2 separate regions of the Mus musculus genome follow, and region 2 is linked to region 1. The links are chromatin loops, found by intact Hi-C in ENCODE. Cell type or tissue: left cerebral cortex. All regions are shown on one strand.

Region 1 (8,000 bases):
AAGCTTGCCTTGCTATTACGAAAATACCCAAGATACAATTAACAGACCACATGAAACTCAAGAAGAAGAAAGACCAAAGTGTGGATGCTTCAGTCCTTCTTAGAAGGGGAAGCAAAATACTCAAGGAGGGAAATGCGGAGTCAAAGTATGGAGCCTCTTGTGACATAGTGAAGTTTTGTATAGATAAAACCAGTCAAAATTCAATCTTCTGTCCTCTCACCTATAGGAAATTCTTAGTTCCCCTTTTATGACTTTAGTTAATGGTTTTACAACCTCTTGGAAAGTCCTCAAAGTTGCAAATGCCTGGTTACTATCCCAGAAGCAATTAACTCCTGACACTTGAAGACTTAATGCAGTTTTGACATCAGAAAGGGCATTAATAGCAATTATTATAAAGAGCTTCATAATTACTAATATAATTTTAGGAATTCTTATAGGATCATCATTAATAATTAAGAATCATCTTTTTGTCTATGTAGCATTACTAAAATAAAGTACATCTTTATTCTGCAGAAGTCTGCTCAAAAGTGTGGACTAATACCTAGTGATTGCTATATATACTTAATAATTACAAGAAAAGTATATTAATAAAAGGAATCTTTCCTAAAACAATTCCTGGACCTCACATGCAGAAGCAAATCTATCATAGATTTTAATCCATGGCAGAACCATCTTAGGAAAATGACCTGCTAGCGTTTAACTTCTTTCTGATGGCTCCTGGCATAAGTGAGTTACAATGTACATAAATTACATGTACATTCCTATAAAGGAAGTGATAATAATTTGTATAATCCTATTTTATGTACACATGTAACTTTTAGAAACAATCCTTCTCGGTACTCTATGACAATCATTGGTTTTAAGGAACTACTAAAAATCCGTGGATATGTATAGTAAACTTTCTTAGCGTAAGGTTTTATTTCTTTTGTGGAATGGGGATGCCTATGCTACTAATAAAAAGATGTTCAAGTTTTGTTATCCAGATAAAGAAAGTGAACCTATGTTTGTTAAACTACTAAAATTTGATGATTTAAATGTCACAGAATTTTGTGAGCATTCTATGTCAGGAACATAGACAAATAAATATATTTGTGTCTTTGGACAATGTCAGAATTTGCTGATGAAGAATTACTACACAAAGTTTAATAGCTTCCATGATAACAACTTGTCATAATAAATTTGCCTAGTTTGGTAGTCCGGTAGACAAAAGTAAAAGTTCTGTGTTCCAAATTTAATTACTAATATTAAGTATCATTTTGTAGAGGAATTTTAATCCAGCAACATAGCTTCTCTGGCAAAGGAACACATCCAAAGACATTTTAGGTCAGTGTGGTCTGGCTAGAATGCAACACTTTTTATCCCTCTGGCTGGAATACAGACATGCATACTTTAACACTAACAATGGAGGCAAGGTTGGTTTGTAGAAGGCAGTAGCCATGTTTGAAAGTGATGTCTAATTGAGGGGATGACAAAGAGAGGAATGAGAAAAAGATTGGGTAGAATGAGTCACAGATAGGATCCCCCTCAGATAGTCTCTCCCTTATACCCCATCCACTTCTTGTCTGAGAGGATGGAGATCCTCACCCTAACACATTAAGCTTCTGCAGGCTCATCCTCTCCCACTGAGGAAACCCAGTTAAGGAAACATATTCACAGACAGACTTTAGGGACAGGCAGTCTTAGGGATAGCCCCTACTTTGGTTGTTGTGGCATCCACATAAAGACGAAGTTTCCCATCTGCTACATATATGGGGGCATGCTAGATCCAGCCCATGCATGGTCTTTGGTGGTTCAGACTCTGAGAGCCCTAAGGGTACAGATTAGTTCACACTGTTAGTCTTCCTGTGGAGTTCCTACCTTGTGGCCTTCATTTCTTCCTCTAAGTTATCCATACATGTCTCCTCGATCCATCCAGTGTTTGGCTGTGGGTAACTGGATCTGTTTCCATCAGCTGCTGGGTGGAGCCTCTCAGAAGACAGTTATGCTAGGCTTAGGTCCGTGCGTATGGTTCCGGATCAGTAAGACTAATGAAGGTGGGCAGAGAGGTGGCAGGAAAATCTGGACATTTTCTTGAATGATGATTGTTGTACAATGTGGTCAATGCTCTCTGGGAAGTGTACATAGCAAGTCTGAGGAGCAAGTCAGTAAGCAGGATTTCTCTAGGGTTTGTGCTAAGTTCCTGCTTCCAGGTTTCTGCTGTAAGTTCCTGCCGTGACTTTACTTCACGATGAAGTAAAAATTATAAACTGAAATCAAGCCTTTCCCCTCTACATTGCTATTGATCATGGTGTTTTAGTAGAAAGCAGCCAAATGCATAGTGTGTAGTGCTACTCAATACCATTTTAGCTATTCTTTCTATACTGAAAGAGGAGTCTTTTGAACAGATCTGTTGTTGGGAACCAAGTATCAGCATAGCTGTGGAGTTGTAGGCTCTGTTTCCCTGCATCAGAATCTGGTTGTGATTGTCTTATAATATATAAACTGCCAGTCCCTATGTTGTATAATAATTCTTAAAATTCTATTTTAAAAATGTGAGGAGGCAGAAGTAAATAAGCTCTTTAGAAATTAGACGAGGCTTGTATGAAAGATGTCCGTAAGCTTTTATGAAAGGATTTAATTTGTACACAGGATAATGGTGGGAATGTAGGAAGACTGACGAATTAAAGAAAAAAACCTCCTTCTTTGAAAGTTCATAGAAGACATATAGACATTTCAAGGAGATTTTGTTGCAAAAGAGCCATCTTCTATGAAATAATTTCTATTTGTAGTTCTTAAAGGCCCTATAGAGTTGTAGTTTGCTAGCAATAGACACAACTTTATTTGCAAATAAAAATTTCATCACATTTGTAATTACACACAGTTTCTGCAATTAATAAAACAACATCGGATATCTGTAACAGACCCAGAGTATAAAACAAACAAACAGCAACAACGACACAAAAACCTCTTCGGCCTGCTAAAGCTCCGATCTTCATCATTGATATGAGTATAAAGCATATAAATGATATGACTGGCCTTATTTTGATTAACCTGTTTAACTGCTACTAAGTTCTTACAGTTTAACTCTCCCTTCTTTTATTTCAATCTAAGTGTTTCACATTTTATTTCTATTTCAGCAAAAGGCATTCATTTGTAATTTGTTGTAGTAACAGTTTCCATGAGTAAAAATGATACATTGAAACTTACAGGCATTCAGGACCTCTTCCCTAGCAGAGGTATTACTTCAGGTTTGAACATGATTAGTGAAAAAAATTCAGATAGGAAAATTGAAGGTATAAAGGAGTAAGTAATTCGAGAGAGAGCAATTGGCATGGTAAATGCATTAAAAGAAACATAGACATGCTGTGAGTAGCTATAAAAAGATCCCTTGTGTTGAAACTCAGACATGTCTACAGATAGGTAAGTTTCTCAGTGAATGGAAGAACTAAAACTATGGACTTTTATTCGTAGGCTTAACGACCAACATGGAAAAAAATAATAATAACCGGGGAAATAATTATATTTGCCACCAGATGGCGCCAAATACCCTTCGACTCATCTGCCAGCTTGCTTGGCTCCTTTACCATTTTGAAATCTGTAGTTGAATTTAAGAATAAAACAGAAACACGGTGTTTTAAGTAGTTAAAATAATTAAAATTTGAACCTAGCCATTACCTTTGATGGTTTAATCATAAGTGAATTCATGCATTTTAATCACAGATATTAAATGGGTTTATTAGCTCACATTAAGGAATGGGGAAAGGTAAATGTTCATATTTGGTAAGTTTATTCTTCCTTAAATATCTTCAGCAAACTGCAGTTAAAGTTTTATTTGAAGCACTAATAATAATGCCAAAGCGAATTTTGAAATCTTACTTATTTCTATGATTGTAAATGCTTTTTTAAATACCTGTTTATAACTGATGATCAAGGATTTCAAGAATATTTTTAGCTGGGAGATGATGCACACGCCTTTAATCCCAGAAATTTGGACCCAGTGACAGGCAGATCTCTCCGAACTCAAGGACATCCTGGTCTACAGAGCAAGTTTCAGAACATTGAAGGCTACACGGAGAAATTCTGTCTGGAAAAAAACAAATAAAACAAAACAAAACAAAACAAAACAAGAAAGAATATTTTTTCACCAATGATTTCAGTGTGTGTATTTTATTTTAAAAATATGAAATTAAAAATGTTAACTTCTTATGCTGTTTATATATATAATATTTCTTTAGCCCTGAGTTTAAAATGCCCAATTTTAATGCTTTTTTTGTAATTCTGAAAGCAAGTTGATGGTCTCATTGAGAAATGCACAGCTTCTTTAAAACTTTCAATACAATCAACTATATAATCTATAGATATTGATTGAAAATGACAAAGCAATATGATGTTTTGATAGTAGTGAAATGAAAATCTGAAGTCTAAGCTGTAGGGTTGTGTGCTGAGCGGGTTTAAATGTGGAAACATGGGCTGGCTAGCGTTCAAAAGTTCAGTGGGATCCTTAGTGGAGTCTGTTAGTGAGTGATTGAAAGTTTCTACATCAATGGTGTTAAAAGAGAAAGTCTGCAACATGAAGCCTGGAATATAAAGTCTATGTGAATACTGATATAATCCTACCTATTTAAAGAAGCCCAGTATCAACAAGAATGAGCATACCATCTATATTTTAAAGAGAATCCAGCCTGTATTTTATGAACAATAATAGCAATTTCAGAACAACTTTTCATTAAGTAAAAGAAAACCATCAAGGTTAAAAAAAAATTTAAATTAGGTACAAATCCTATATTTTAACTTATCTTAGAAAAGCATGTTAAGTTCAAAGCTATATATACTTCATGTATTTTTTTTTTGATTAACTGGTCGTCTATTAGTTATTTATTTAATAGATACCTCTTTACTCTTTAGTCGAAGTAAACCTATGGTGGACTGCAACATAAGTTATTGACAAAGTCATATGAGTTTAAGAGGGGAAAATATGGGAACACAAGTACATGTGTGTGCACTGCTGTTTATAATTTCGTACTAGATGTGGTCAAGAAAAAGCGAAACCTTAAAAGCAATACTGTTAACAAAACACTGGAGAGAGCTGGACAGAATGCTCACTTGCTGCGCTTATGAAGGCAATGGTTCAGTTCTAAACATAAAAGCAATAAGAAAAAAAAAAGCCTAAAATAACAAAGCAAACAAACCAATGGCAAAAACCAACAAACAAAACCACCTGTTTGAAATTCCAACTCATTGAGATCTTTCTGACACATCCTTCTGGTTTCCTGTGGGAACCAGGCATGTGTGCAGTGCACTTATGTACATGTATGTAATATATATCATACACTATAGATATTATATGATATATACATGTATGTATGCAATATACATATGCATTATATGGTATAAATATTATATAGATCTTTATAATAGAATTCATTAAAGTTAAAATTGTAATTATATATGTGTATATAGAGTAAGTGGTCAATAATTGCAATGAAATGGAAAAAAGTATACTTTACAACTAATCATAATTTGGAAATAACTTGGATTAGTATTAATTATTATATTAATTAATTGATTCATCAAACTGATTTCTTTAAAAATTAAAGTAATAAATTTGTGCTTTTTATTCTTAATTACAAATTTAATAGAAATTCACATGTATTCCTCCCAACACATTTATAAGTTTTGCATGATGAAGACACTTCTACTCTAAATGTGATTAAATAATACATGGGAGAGTGGAAGTTTGAAAACAATGAAATGAAATTGTCATTGTGAAGTTCTGACATCTACATTGCTTTTGGGCTTGAAAGTTGAACTTCGAAAGAGCTTTAATAGCATGTGTGCACTTCTAGTTTTATTTTCCTATGTGACTTTAATATTTTCCATATTTATTATTAGCCGCTCTCATCATCATTATCGTTATCTTAAATGCACTGTTATTTATTTACACATAAGGCTACTTGCACCATAGCAAAACATTTTAGCTATTTAGAGGAGATTAAGCAGACGGTGATGTTTTCATAAAACGAGGTCCTTGGCATCTGTCAGTTTATTATTTCTTAAAGGAAACTTAGAAATTCTTTATGTGTTGGGGTAGAAAAGTAAAGGTCCATGTGCACTCGCTTCCATGGACATCAAAAATAGAGGTCAACTTGTGTGTCTTTTACTATTGCTTTAGGTCTTCTTATTTTTTTTAAGGCATTTTTTTTTAGATATTTTCTTCATTTACATTTCAAATGCTATCCCCAAAGCCGCCTATCCCCTCTCCCCACTGTGCTCCCCAACCCACCCACTCCCACTTCCTGGCCCTGGCATTCCCCTGTACTGGCACATATGATCTTCGCAATACAAAGGGCCTCTATACAAATAGGCAGTGTATCTCTCTCCACTGAGCCCTTGGGTCATCATTTGGACAGATTAGCTTGGAGGAAAACATGTACATTTAATAGTCTGTTTTATCAAGAGAGAAAAAAAATATCTACACAAACTATAATGATTGAACTTCGACCTAGGCACAGTAAGAGTCAGTTGAATTTGTTACTAGGCATTTGAGTTAGGGATAATAAACCTGTCCATAGGAAAAAATACTAAACAAATGATTCTGCTTTTTGAAAAGGAGCAAGGTAGATTTAAATGCAGAATCCCAGATGCCATGAAAGGAGAAGGTGAAGGGGAGTAAATGTGGCTGGAGTGATGAAGGCTAAAGTCCAGTTAGATGGGATGGATGAGGCCTGGCCATTCACAGAATTGGAAGGGACATAAACATCTACTCCATATTTTAGGTTACTTATATGATGCTAAAGGGAAAGTAAAGACAAGGAAAGAAAATGACCATGACTTCCTCAAATACACATTCTTTGCTAAGTTGACATATCACACTGTCTCCCAGTAAGGTGTAAAATTAACATATGTTAATTAGATACCAAGAAAACTTGAAAGGAGGAACAGCTGAGTGGGTGGAGATCACCCTCATAGAGGCAAAGAGTAGAGGCAAGAGGGGGAGGCTTGGGGAGGGAAACCCAGGAAGTGGGGACAAACATTTGAAAACAAAATGTTTACTAAAAAAAAATCCAAAAGTCTGAAAACCAAAAGCCTAGTGATTTCTTGATTATAATATCTTTCTGAAAATAAAGTTTTTCTTTATTTTAAGAGAGAAATGAAACATGGGCAAAATATTAAAAAAAATATAAGAAGAAAACACAAAATTCACCACTTTGAAGGTGTTGGCTGAAAATATAAGGCATATAAAAGATAATAAATGTAATAACTGGTGTTCTCTTATTCAAAATGAGAGAATTTTTTAGTTTTTTAAAATTTATTCACTCATATATTTCACAAACATCAAGGTCTTATTTCATAAAAATCAAAATAGAGTAATGCTGGCTATTCCCTCTCACTGCAGTTAAGTTTGAAATTGTTCCTGAGAATGACATAGAAGGCAATCTAAAGTTTGATGAGATTTCAGAAAAAGCCACATTCAATTCTCTGGGAAACAAGAGCCATGTAAATCAAATGACAATGTTCCTGAAAGTTTGCAAAGAATGGAGTGTCACCTGGGTTGATAAAGGTCACAATAACAGATTTTCATCTGAATTACAAAATGTTATGTTTCACTCCTCACAGACAGGGTTCTTAACACTTGTACTAAGTAGGTAAAACTCTCCAAGTGTGAAATTTCTCAAACTCATGAACCATGTTGTGGTCCATGAATCACTGAAGAAAAGATAGACCCATAGAAAGATGAACTTTATAGCTGCTTCTTTTAAACAAGCCTCAGGAGAGGAAGTACATTTGATTGAAGATTACCAAAAAATTAAAACAGTAAACTGATAGATGTTGATGCAGACAATGGCCTAAAACTGGAGAGCAGAGAGCTGAAGTCAAAACACCAAATTGGAAAGCCTTATAAATACTTATCAGTCAGTGTTCACATGCACCAATCATGCTACATGTACTATACTGAGAAATATATCACCCCCTCTCTTCCTTTCTTTCTTTCTTTCTTTCTTTCTTTCTTTCTTTCTTTC
Region 2 (8,000 bases), 1.4 Mb after region 1:
TGATGAAGCAAGGAATAAAAACAGGAATGAAGCCTGAAGAGGTAGCCAGTAGCCAAAGTGCCCTACTACCCATACAAGAAAACCAGGTATGGAGGTACTAGCTTATAATTCTGGGAAGGGAGAGGCAGATGGACACCCCAGAGTCAGTGGGTAGCCAGCCTAGTCCAATCTATTAGTCCCAGGTTCTAATGAGAAACCCTGTGTTATAAAACAAGGTGGGTAGATCCCAAGAAACAACTGGAAACTGACCTTTGACTTTCAAACAAACACTAGCAGATACATACACACATATACACACACACATGCAGAGAGAGAGACAGAGAGAGAGAGACAGAGACAGAGAGAGAGAGAGAAAATAACTTAAGTGGACAAAGAGAAAGATCAACTTGCAAAAGCCATCAATAGCATTAGACATCTCTATTGGTCTAGAATACCCCGTCAGAGTTGTTCCAGCTAGGTAGAGATGGCCATCCTAGGTACTGGATGTGGCCATCTTCCAAAAAGAAAGTTCCTTTTGATCTGAGGCAGCCTTGGGCAAGTTGGGTCATCAACCCTAGGGATTGGCTGAACACTAAGCCTGTCTGCTGACAACCCCCGGACACCAAGTCCCTACTTGAGTTTATGTAGAAGGTGCACCTACCTAAAGCCTATCACAGACATTACCTGCCCTTTGGACAAAATAAGGTCAGAGAAACCTTATTTCACAGGATATACTGTCTTAAACAATTCTCCCGATCCCTGGCCTTGGGGAGTTTAAAGTCTAGTAGGCAAGTCAGCTCATAAATCATGATGATGATGTGAAGAGCAAAACAATACATAAAGAAAGAAACAGACATACCCAGTGGGGGTGTTGTGGGAACCTGAGAACACCCAGAAGACCTGGCTGCCTCAGCTTAGGGAAGTCTCCGTAGACAGGGGAGACTTCCCTAGCCACAGAGCCTCCTGTTAGACCAGTGGTTCCCAGCCTTCCTAATGCTGCTACCCTTTAATATAGTTGTGGTGACTCCCAACCACAAAATTATGTCATTGCTACTTCATAACTGTAACTTTGCTACAGTTACAAATCATAATGGAAATATCTGTTTCCAGATGGTCTTAGGCAATACCTGGGAAAGGTCTTTCCACCCCCTAGGGGGTTCCGACCCACAGTGGAGAGCCACCATATTGGAGGACTCTGCTCCCTTTTGTCTTCCAGTCTGCATTTCCTCGTTGCTTTAGTCTCTCCCTCCCTGCCAATATCTTTTGTAGGGACATAATCCTCTTCATTTCTCTTCTCACTTATTCAGCCGTTTTCCTGATTTGCTTTACCGTCTCCAGAGCAATTTCTCTCCATCTAAAGAGCTAGTCCCTCAGCCCGTTGTAAGTTAAGCTTTAAAACCTAATTGTTGTGCGACATTTTTGCACATTGACTGTGATTGCACACCTGGCAAATGGCATTTTCAAGGGATCTGTAGACTTAATGGGTTCAGGTTTCAAATATGTACATAATTAAATTTCTGATCTTAATAAAAAGACATTACAGGCTACATGCTAAGTAGAAACGAAACCGTGGAGAGGGCGGGGGGAGTGGGGACCAGAGTCAGCTAAGAAATGTTTTCTGGTGAGATTTCTAACAGGTTTTACTGCTAGCCCTCAAAGGTTATGTTACAAAATTTACAAAGGGACTATCCTCCAAAGATGCGATATTTGAGACTTAAAGTGTTGTGGCCTGAAATTCACAGAGCAAACGGAAAAACGGTTTATGGCGTGCTGACTTCATGACTGGAGGGAAGTAACACGGTGCACTGACAATAATTGGAGGATTGTAAGCCTCCTCCAAGCGCCTGGCAGCCTTCCATGGCTCTCAAGCCTCCAACCCTGGGAGGAGAAGATCAGTGATAATCTGGGCGTGCCCAGCCACAGCCTCTTCCCGGGGGAGCTTCCCACACACGGAGAGAGCAAGTGGGAACAAACTTCAGCCCCCAGCACATCACCAAGGAACGCTTTCAAGCCGGGCGCATTGACAGCACACTGGAGGCATAGTTTTGGCATGTGAAAAATGGAAAGTTCCCGAAGCGCTGCCGTCTCTGCCAAGAAAAGCCTGTGCAGTCAGGGTTATGGGCTTCTGAGCCCAGGGGGCGTCACAAGATGGGTGGGGAGGTTATCAAGATCCAACAATTAATGCTGCCTCCAGTACCTCCTCGCCTCTGAAACGGGGCGAGCCCCATCAGCCTTTGATGCTCTTTGAGAATCTGGAAGCCAAGGCATTCACTCAGGGATGCAGAGTGATCTCTGCTGCTCAGCCACCTGCAGCGCTTGGGAGCCGCCCCGGGAAAAGATTCATCCTGTCAGTGGCAAGACAGCTTCCGACTGGTTTAACCTTTGGGATGGAATCCCTTGGCTCTGGAGATGAAATGGAGCCTAAGCACACGGCCCAAAGGGGTGCCAGAGCTCTGTAAATCTGAGAATTACTCCTGGTAGTGAGAGGAGGAAGCAGATCATTAAGTTTCCGGGGTTCTGGCATGGATCCCTGCTGCCTCTGAGCTAAAAGTCACGCTGAGTGCCCCTGTGAAGAGAGCCATGGTACACCAGAAACCAAAAGCAGATCTCAAGCCCGAGTCCCGACGGCTGTTCCGGGAACAGAGACTGACTGGATAGGTGCCTGGCTTCCTGCCTAGGTTATGAGGAACCTATGGGAAGGGGCAGCTTCTCCCCACCCAGTCACCAGAACCCGAGATGCTCTCATTGTGCTACAACTCTAAACTCGTTTTCGTTGTTTGAGAATAAGCTAGTTATTCAGTTATACACTGTGCCTGTTGTGAGTTTTTCACATGTGACCTTCCAGTCAGCCTTCAGTTGGGTACGTGTCCTGTGTCGGGTGGTAGGAGAAGATTTTTAAAAAACCAAATTATTAGACATAAAATTACCAAATAATAAATAAAGGTTTAAAAGAAGAATGTGGGACTAAGGTTAAAGTAATACACACACGGAAGATTAGTTTGTATTTAAAGTGCTTTTCTTGTAAAGAATCCGGAGGAATTACTGTGTTCAGCATGTCAGTGCTCATGGTGGGACTTTGAGGGGAAACAGTTGGCAAGAATTCTAAGAGAGGGAAAATAACAGCCACTGTGTATCAAATGGTGAGTCCGTGCTTGTTAATGACACAGTAAGTGGCTTACTTATTCTTTTTCTTCAATGAAATAACAGCAGTTATCTTCAAGTGCAGAAACCATGCACAGAGGAGTTAAATGACCTGGTCAAGGACACACAGCAGAGACCTAGATGTTGCAGTTTTGTCGTCCCCTACAGGCAACTATGTGCACTTCCTCATCTCTTCTCGCTGCAGTTTAAGGAGCAGATTTTTTTAAGTTACTAAGCTATTGGTTGAAAACCTCTCCATAGGACATGTTTATGGATTATCGGTTGCCAAGGCAACCAGGACTCTGTATTCTCAGCTCTGCCTTCCAGGGCAAAGGCAGTGTGCTCTTTTCTTCCCCTTGATTATCCCTTACTGATTTCTCTCACTTCTCTCTCCTCTGTTAAGTGGTTAGACTCTTCAGGGATGTTTGAGTTTTTGCATCCCTACCACAGATGGCTGTACCATGTATGCTATATGTATTCAATGAATATTTAAATGATTGGAAAAAGATGAACCAGAGAATTGGGTATAAAGCAGGAAAAAAAACCAAGAACTAAACGGAATCAAATGCAAGAAGTAAGACTGCATTTATTGAGTACTTACCATGTGCAAAGTGTCGTGATTTCTTTAGTTCAGAAATTATTTAGCATGATCTGCTTACCCTTAGAATAAACTTGTAAAATAATGCCGTAACATTTTCCTCTCATTTATAGACAAGGGGATTAAGATGGGATGGGTTAAGCAGATTGCCTGGCTCACACGGAGACTAAAGCATAGCACGGAATCTGAAACTAGGTGTTCTGGCTCCCAAGGCCAGGCTTTTTCAGTCTCTGTCTTTCAGACTCTTTTAAAGATCATCTGTCTTGTTAAATGCTTCCTCTAAGTTCAAAGCAATCTCCTCCTGAGTCGCAGCAGACCTTCACTCTGAAGTTCCATAAGGACAACCTCGAAATGCTAATCCTATTAGAATCTAGCAGAGTCTCTGAAGTCTGTGGTTGCTCTGGCTTGCCCCTTGAGTGTCCCTCAAAGGCTTTGCTGCCAACCTGGGACGCGACTAGGAGATGGTGAGACCTTGAGCAGGGTAAGACCTGTGGGAGAAAGTGTGGCTGCTGTCAGCGTCCTCTGGTGGGGAAATTGAGGATTGCAGTCTCTTCCTCTTGATAACAGCTTCCAGGAGGTGAGCAGCTTAAAGCCACACGGTCCCATTATGAAGCTACGTCTCCTCACAGGCCTAAAGCAACAAAGACACCTGAATGTGCAATGACACTGCTGGAATCGTGAGTCCAAGTAAACATCTCCTCCTGTTAGGCTGGCAATCTCAGCTTTTTGTGATAGCCATGGAAAGTTAACTAGAACAGTGAAGAAAATATGAATTAGTAGCTAGCTGATACCTACACGGATGGTAGTTAGATGGATAAATTGATGGTTAGGTGGATTCATTAATACCTTGCTTATCTTGATAATAAAGCAAGGATAATGGCAAGAGCAGAGATGAAACATTTACTCGTACAGCAAAGAAGTTATTCTATTTGCTCAAATCGAAGCATAGCATTTTCAAATTTAATTGGTTTTATAGTAAGCATAGAAGTAAAATTTATTTTCATCTTCATATGCCTTGAAATGTAATTAAATAGTTTTAAAGATATTTAAAGTACATATTTAGCCACTTAAAATGGAACGACGATTGGGTTTAACAATGAAAGCCAACATTTTCATGCAGTAGGTTGTCCAAAGAATTTATTGAGAGAGAAAATTGAAGATACATCAAAATATCCCGTAATGTGCTCTGCCCTGCATGTTTGTTCTGCCTTTTTGTCCTTTCTGTAACACTTGAGTGCAGCAATTATGGACTAGGAATGACGAGCTTGAAACATTGACTGGAGAACAGATCTGTAATCTGGTGACAGGTGAGTGTGCAAAAGGCAGTGCCCCTAATGTTTTGTAGAATGCTAGGAGAAACATTTACATTAATTTGTAAATGGGCATATGCACAAATGTAATTTGTCTCACAAATTACATGACAGTCCTCCGCAATAACCACAATATAGCTCCATAATTCCATATCTGAAGCATTATGGACTACGTGTGCTCCAAATTGAGAAATATCAGGACATTGGTAATACATGCTATGGGTAGCATCTGGAACAGCACTCATCTTTAACATTAATGTTCCACTCGTGAAAACAGGAGCAGAGTCACACTAAATGAAGTAAATACATTCCATGCAGTTTTGCATCATTTCAGGTGTGATTTGGCTGCTGAATGGCTTTGTCTCAAACTTATTAGCAACCGAATATCCAAACCTCTTGTCTTCAGAATTGCGGGTGAAGGTGGGGGTGGGGGTGGGGGTGGGGGTGGGGGTGGGTGTTCTATTTCTTGATTTTTTTTTTTGCATGCATCATTAAACCTGGGAAACTGTACGGAAACAGGCACATATCAAACCGCATAGAGGAGCTAGCACACATTCATTCATCCGTTTGTTTGCCCTTAATTCGACCAGTGTGACACAAGCTACAGAAAACAAGCCAGTTAGACTTGGCGATGCATTTTTGATATGAAGCTGATGAGTCTGAACCTGGGGGAAATCTGTTTCTAAAAGGCCTGCCCATCTTTTCTCCTTGGGACAGAGCTCTTCTTGCTGATACTGGCCCTGTACACGCAGCGTATTTGCTCTCAACAGAGTCCTAGCGTTGGGTGAGCACCGAAAAGAAGCAATTCCGTGGGGTCTGAGCAGAATTCTATTTACTCTAAGGGGCTTTCAATGAGCCAGATGAGTAGCTTTTCTGAGGTTTAAAGAAAGGAATGGGGCGGTGGGGGCAGGGGGAGAAACAGTGAAAATTGAAGATAGTGCCACAGGACAGTGCTTGGGGAGAGCGAGAGGCAGGAGCCACAGTTGACAAATGCGTCCTAGATACAGGTTGGGAAACTGCTTTGTCACTTTCTTTCCCGGCCTCTAATTCCCTCTCGTCATTGAACTAAAAGAGTAGGTGTGCCAGACTGAGAGGACAGGCTTGCCCTCTCTCAGGTCACATCGATTTTCCCACTCCATAATGGGTCATGCACCAGGCTGCTTAACAGGGAAACTTTGCGCCCAGGACCCAGGGCGATGGAAGAAGGTAGGCAGGGTCCTGGGCAAGCCTGGAAAGAGAAGTTTAAAGCAGCGAGAGCCTTGGTGCCTACAGGGTGAGATGATAAATCATGTCAGCAAGGCTAGATCCAAAGAGGAGACAGAAATATCACAGGGGAAGGAGTGATTCGTCTTGTGGGGAGACGGCCTCCACAGCATTCGGAAGGCTAGGTTTTGTAATCCCACAGCCCACGCAGGGCAGGAGCTCAGTGAGCAAGGACAGTACCTCCTGGGAGTACTGAACTGAGAGGCTGAGTGAAAAGGAACTTCAGAGCCGACCCTGAAGAAGCAGGTAAGAGCAATCTGCGTATGGCCAGGCCTGGCCACTCAGTCCCCGCCTCCCGACACATACACACAGCTGGCCAGCACAGCCACCAGGTACTGGTCAAGGGACCTGACCTTCTGGTTCTATGGCAATCCTCGTGGGCTGGCTTCTGGCCCAGGTGCCCATGGAGTAAAGCTTCCCCAATAGCTACAGTTTCTGTACTAAACTTGCTGCTTCTCCTGGGGTACCTGTGATTAAAAAAAAAAAAAAAAAAAAAAAAAAAAAAAAAAAAAGGCAAGCCTGTTGCTAGGGCAATAGCATACAACACAATCTTCCCTCGACCCAGAAAAACCTCTCCACAAAGATAGCGGAGACAGAAACAAATCAGTTTAATTGGAGAATAAACATGAAGTCAGGCCGTGGCACACACGAGGTGGTGGGCAGTTCAGTAAGAAGAGGTAAAGCCAATCACATACCGCCTGTTACACAGGTCTCAAAATTAACCACTGGCCCTCAAGTCAGAGGACTCAACTGTACCGGGTAACAGCTGGTAACTGTTGCTTTGTTGGGTTCAAGCAGAAGAAAAGACAACCTTTATCTGGCAGGTGACAGTTCTGGAGTTTGGAGCTATGTGCTGCTGAAGTGAGGCTCCTATGGCCTTGCAGAGACAGCAAGGGTGAGAATGGGTGCCATCTCCTTTGATGTGCCTGAGTTTCAAAGAAATGAAGCCCAGGTCCTGGAGAAAGACACTCCCCAGTCATCAGACTCACAAAAGACCTGTTTAGTTTCAAAGGATGCTCAGACATTTCAGGTAAAGAAAAGAATATTTATAATTATAGGCTTCTAACATAAATGGTCTAGGATAAAGGGGAGGGGAGGGACTCTCATCGCTTATTTTTAACAGGGAGAGTTTATGCTATCTTTTTTAATTTTCAACTGTCTTTGTAATCCTACTGCTAGGTATTGTTATTTGTTGTTGTTTTGGGGTTGGGGGGCGATCATTCTCTGGTAGATTCTAATAGGCTACTCAAAATAGTGATTTTTGTTTTTGAACATGGAAACCAACTGTGAGCTTTGTGGCCTATCCTGGAGATGAATTAAAAGAAGCTCTCAGAATCCAAATCTCTGGAAAGAAGTGGCAGTGGCCTCTACAAAAGGCTCTGGAGGCTGCTGATGCTCCTTCAGGGGAAAAACTCACTGTCTAAATTACAACATCCAACTCCACCCAGTGAGACAGATCAACCCTGCACAAGATGCACAGATATAGATAGTTTGAAGGAATTATTTTCTAGATTCTCACATCTCTTTTCTCATTTTTTTTTAAAAAAGGTCTGTTAGACTATGGCTATGGTCTTCTCCACTACTTCTTTCTCTTCCAAGTGTTCCTGGTCATAGTCTCCTTCTGCATGAATGGGAAGACACAACATGCAGGTCTGTGCTTTCAGGTAGTCAATGTCTTAACCGGATCTACAAGCTTTTACTAAAACTCT

What was found. Hi-C counts contacts between places; a loop is a spot of excess contacts. Peaks named below come from ENCODE experiments on the same cell type or tissue, not always from the same donor. Only the 100,000 strongest peaks of a DNase experiment are listed, where the experiment ranks them.
Region 2: a loop joins it to region 1, with 4 times the contacts of the local background. A loop is called at or near these places in 4 of 42 quality-filtered maps.

What each region holds. Positions count from the first base shown.
Region 1 is chr14:88,977,609-88,985,608 of GRCm38, reverse strand. No RefSeq gene overlaps it. Among named protein-coding and RNA genes, the nearest start is that of Gm41225, 350 kb to the right of the region's middle. In left cerebral cortex, a CTCF peak has its summit at 3,525 (motif pointing right); a DNase peak (open chromatin) is centred at 3,506.
Region 2 is chr14:87,562,601-87,570,600 of GRCm38, reverse strand. No RefSeq gene overlaps it. Among named protein-coding and RNA genes, the nearest start is that of Tdrd3, 150 kb to the right of the region's middle. In left cerebral cortex, CTCF peaks have their summits at 3,288 and 4,243 (motif pointing left); DNase peaks (open chromatin) are centred at 1,901, 2,254, 3,295 and 4,161; H3K4me3 peaks cover 1,093 bases; H3K27ac peaks cover 543 bases.